2 separate regions of the Homo sapiens genome follow, and region 2 is linked to region 1. Evidence: chromatin loops called from intact Hi-C (ENCODE). Cell type or tissue: ascending aorta. All regions are shown on one strand.

Evidence for each region. A loop is a pair of places that touch in the nucleus more often than their neighbours do. Peaks named below come from ENCODE experiments on the same cell type or tissue, not always from the same donor. Only the 100,000 strongest peaks of a DNase experiment are listed, where the experiment ranks them.
Region 2: it touches region 1 in a loop (2.2-fold over the local background); 4 of 110 quality-filtered maps call a loop at or near these places.

Annotation. Positions count from the first base shown.
Region 1 is chr4:95,548,048-95,550,547 of GRCh38, reverse strand. UNC5C (unc-5 netrin receptor C) reads left to right here and starts at 1,575. Exons shown (of 16, transcript NM_003728.4): 1 at 1,575-1,814. The coding sequence starts at 1,691. It overlaps UNC5C-AS1 (UNC5C antisense RNA 1), which reads right to left and starts at 1,400. Exons shown (of 5, transcript NR_183914.1): 1 at 1,317-1,400. RefSeq lists an enhancer at 1,004-1,133. In ascending aorta, a CTCF peak has its summit at 1,414; DNase peaks (open chromatin) are centred at 695, 1,087, 1,467 and 2,237; H3K4me3 peaks cover 2,500 bases; H3K27ac peaks cover 2,500 bases.
Region 2 is chr4:95,621,062-95,623,561 of GRCh38, reverse strand. No RefSeq gene overlaps it. Among named protein-coding and RNA genes, the nearest start is that of UNC5C-AS1, 73 kb to the right of the region's middle. In ascending aorta, no CTCF peak of the experiment used is centred here; no DNase peak of the experiment used is centred here; H3K27ac peaks cover 277 bases.

The sequences.
Region 1 (2,500 bases):
GAGACATTCACAGGTTACCTGACTTACCCAGGGTAACAGAGTAGTTATGACCACAGCCAAAATTAGACCTCATGTTTCCTGCGTGTGTGTGTGCATGCGTGTTTACACATGGCCCCCTTGGCACCAAGAGCATAAAATTCCCTGATGTATTATTAGTTTAAAGACATGCTAATCTTGGGAAGTGATTTTCTTTTTCCCAAAATGTTGTCTGTGTCTGTGTGTTGACCTTTTAATAAATTCACTTTCCTTTTGTCTAGTCTTATTTTACCCACCCAATCTTGCATCCCTCCATCATGACCACAGGGATTCACAACCCAGCTACGTAGACAATTATTTCCTGTAGAAAGGTAAACAAATTCATAGCAGCTCGAGTTCTTACACACACTATTAGAAATTTGAAAAACATGTTATAGGCTCCACCATCACTTTGAGTATCTACAAATTTTGCTTTGCATTTTTTTTTTCTAAGAGAGTTTCTCTCGGTATCGCATCACCACCCTTGTCAGCCACCAACATGCACGCAAAGAAAGCACTGTTGCAGAATGAGTTTCCGTCGAGCTTTTAGTTTCTGTTCCACTGCAAAGGGGTCATACGCGCTCAGAACATAAAGCAGTCTGACTGGCGCTGACAACCCCAGGACAGCAGCCGGCTGGGGCAGTGCAAAAGCTTCATGCCTTCTTCCCCAACCAAGAAGGACTTCAGTTCGAGCCCGCACCGGCTTCGTCAACCGCGAGACCCGAAGTCGTAGACCGAGTCCAGTCCTAGGGAATTCGGCTGAGGCTTTGCCGGCGCGGCGAAGAAGGTGGCAGGCGGCAGGCTGAGCTCCACTGGACACAGCCTAGTGGCCCGGGGCGCGCCCGCTGCACTCCCGGCGTCCAGGTCTGGCGCACCGCGGGAGGCAGGCGCGCTGCCACTCTCCGCAGCCGCTTCGTCCCCTGGTCTGTCTCGCCTCGGCTTCAGCGGGCAAACCCACAGCTGGTCTCCTGGGCGCTGATCTCCCTGCAATCCTTGCTTACATAAGGCGGGCGGGCGTGCTCCCGCCCCCGGTTACCCCCCAGAGGAGTTGTGCTGCGCCCTCTACGCCTCCTTGGCGAGCGCCTTCGCGCACCCGTGCGCCCTACTCTAGGATGTGAACCTCCTTGGCCACCCAGCAGCGACAGCCGGGACATCTCTCCGCCGGCGTGAGAACACTGAGATTGGAGACCAGAGCGCCTGACGGTGCCCAAGCTTCCTCCCTCCGTTCCCTCCTCCTCCAACTCCCCCCACTTCAACCCCCACCCCCACCCCCACCCCCGGTGTCTGTGTGTGTTCCTCACAGGCGAGGGGACCCGGAGAGCAGTCCAGACTTCGGCGTGCGGCGGAGCTGCGGCTGCTCCTGCTGCTGGGGGGAGCGGCGGAGGTGGCCGCCTTGCGCCTCCCTGGACTTCCCAAGTGGGGGCAGAGCAGTCGCTCGCGGGAGACGTCAGTTAGAAGGCATTGGGAAAGAGGGACCTTCAAACTCCTCCTCGGCGTCTCCTCTCCTCCCCCTTTTGGCCCCTGCCTTTGGAGAAAGTGGAGTGTGGCGCTTGGTTGTCGTTATTTCTTCGGACTGCTTCGCGGTGCACGGATTCAGCTTCTGCCCAGTGGGGCTTTCAGCTGTTTGCGCGTCTCTCTGTCCCCCTCCCCTCCCCCCGGCACACCTCTGTCTACGATGAGGAAAGGTCTGCGGGCGACAGCGGCCCGCTGCGGACTGGGACTGGGATACTTGCTGCAAATGCTCGTGCTACCTGCCCTGGCCCTGCTCAGCGCCAGCGGCACTGGCTCCGCCGCCCAAGGTAAGGGGGTCCGCCAAGCTCCGCGGCCACCTCCCTTAGCTTCTTCCTTCCCTCCTTCCTCTCCTCCTCCCCAGTTCTCTTGACTTCCTCAATTTGCCTCGTTGCTTTCAACTGGAAACCACTCTAAATTCCACTTTCCCAACTAGTCAAGAAGCTTTGATTATAATAATAATAATTATTATTATTATTATGTTTAATCTATCTTCTGAGATGGGCACGAATGGACCAGGGACGAACGGGGTGTGGACACGCAGCCGATCCGTCTCCATACGTGTGGGAGCCTGGAGTGTCTTGTGCCCTTTCAGCTCCGCACGCGCACGTTGTTGCATATTGCACACACGGAGGTTTGGAAAGACTCTCGGTGCGGGTGGCTGTGTGACATACCGTAGATGCACCCCGAAGCGCATGATGCGCAGAGGCTCCCCGCGCTGTGCCAAGACTGGGGTAGCAGGATCTTCACTGAGTCTCTGAGCACACTAGACCCCGAAGGGCGCTCAGCTAAGGAAATGTGTCCATTACTGTCAAGGACTCAAAAGCACCCGTCCCCCTCGCCTGCTGCTTCAGGTGCTGTGGAAATACACAGCTCACCCGAATCCGCGTACCCGGCTGGAGGCAGGCCCGGGATGTGCATGCCTCTGCACTCATACATACCCCGCTTCATGCCTGCTTCCCACCAGGGGATGTAG
Region 2 (2,500 bases), 73 kb before region 1:
TGAATAGAGCAGTTTGGAACTCAGGGTAGAGCCTGATTTGGAGTCTGAGGTGGAATTTTAGGGAAATCAGTGTGTAGGGATGTTGAAGTCATGGTTAAGAATGAGATAATTCAGAGAAACTCTTTAATGAGTGGAAAGAGGACCAGTGAGCGAAGTCTCCATGTTAAGCAGGCTAGCTTACCTGCTCACAACCTCACAAAATAATCTCTTTGTCTTTCTGTAGGATTTTTTTTTGTTTTGAAACAAATTCATTTCATACACAGTGATAAATAAATATTCAAAAGCATGTCAACGTCACATAATTAGTGACTCTCTCTAAGCTTGAGATTATAATTTTTTATACAGCGTAATGAACACAAATATCACTCTGGCTGCTTCTTCTCAGGACCAACTATAAAATAGAAAATTGCTAGCTTACTGAGATATTTTTATTCTAGGTCAGAGTGTTCACCAAAAATGCCTTTGAGTTATTTTTAACTGAGGCTGCTTTCTGAGAAAAGGCAAAATGTCAGCAACAACCAGTTAAATTAGGTTTTTCTCTTGGTTCGTTTCATTTTGTATTTTTGGATCATGCATTATGCTACTTGGGGAAAACAATAAAGAATAATTGGAAAAATAAATTGCAGCTAAAATTAAGTAATTTAACCTTTTTCTTAAATGATGGTAGGAATAGTAAACCTCATACTATGGTGATATTTTAATCATCAACATTTTCATGCCAGCGTCAGCAACCCCTGCTGGCTTATGTTCTGTCATACCTGTGGACATTTAAATTCCGAAAATATGGTAGAAACCATCTCTATGTGAAAGATATAAGCTACTCATATAATTTATTTACATTTTTATAGCAACAAAACTGGTTATATTGCAACAATAATTTGAGAAAACTCTTTGGCCTTGCTGAGGTCCAAATGTTTGCTACAAAACTTAAATTTCCTGGGCTTCTTTTTTTCCATATTATAAAACAGATTGCTACAATGGAAAAATTGAGAAAATGACTGAGATTACAAAAGGCAGCTAAGTATAACAGTCAGAAATTGCAGACAATAAATTTTAAAAAGTAACCTTTATGGTAAAAAATAAGGTGTACTATTCCTTTGAATGAAATGGAGGCATAGATTATATAATTTTACAAAACCTGGAGCTTAGTAAAAAGTCTAACCTAAGATAAAACCCAGCAGTTATTATTTCTTCTTTTTTCTATAATTTTGGGTATGCTTTTGACCAGGAAGTAAAGATGAAGGACAATGCACAAAAGATTGCTCAGAGTCCAATCATCCCCGAAGAAATATCCTATAATTTCCATAGATCTTTCCTATTGGATCTTCCTTTACTTCCTCATCAATTCCACACTGGTGTGCTGATTTCCTCAGTTTGCCTCTTCACATCAACCCTCCATGATTCTTCATTCTGCTCTGTGTCCAAAGAGAATGACATTGATGGGCTGCATAAACCAGACCCTCTTGTCTTCTACCCCTGTTTGGGTTTGGCCTGTGGCAGACATTGGTAGGAAATCGGAGGGCTAGAACAAATAGAAGTCAAGGTATCTATTTCTCTGGGTCCTTTCCTATCACACCACAGGCTTTGGCTGGTGGCAACAGGTAGTTCCTGGTATTCTCTACCAAAGGCATTTTTCCTAGAGCTTCAACTTACTTCAGGTGTCACTTCCTTCCCTCACCCCTCTTCTCCTTTTCAGCATAGGATGTTAAAGTCCCTTCATTAAATTCCTCTCAATTATTTCATTTGGGTATATCGTGTACCATCTATTTTCTGCTGGGACCCTGAGTAGTGACATGGCCAACACATACACTATATAAATTGATATATTTATATAAAATCACCAAAAGAGTCAGTGACTTTTTTTTTTTTTTTTTTTAGGGACAGGGTCTCACTCTGTCACCCAGGCTAGAGGGTACTAGCACGATCATAGCTCACTGCAGCCTCAAACTTGTGGGATCCTCCTGCCTCAGCTTCCCCAACAGCTGGGACTATGGGCACATGCCACCACACCCAGTTAATTTTAAAAAAGTATTTGTCAACATGGGTACTCACTATGTTGCCCACGCTGATTGCAAACACCAATGGTTTTTAACTAGAAGAATATATATGCACACACACACACACATATGTATATAATTCCATATGTGTATAACTATATATTAGGTTATGTGTATATTATGTATACCCATATGGAAATACTAGCAGGCCATTTTTTTTTCTTCTTATGTACACTTGCTCTGTAAGTTCAAAAAATAAAATGTTAGGAAGGAGAAAGTGTCTTTGGGCTCAACAAATTCCCTTTTCTTCCAGACCTTAATTGCTAATTTTCAACTCACTTAAGAGCAGTATGGGCTGCAATAGCACTCTCTTCCCCGCCTAAAACAATGTACTCTATAATAGCAACATCCCAGTCTTATCTTTCAATTGATAAGTGACCCACTTTTAAAATGTTTACATCTGCAATTGGATACTTCCATTCTTCACAATTTACCAAGATATA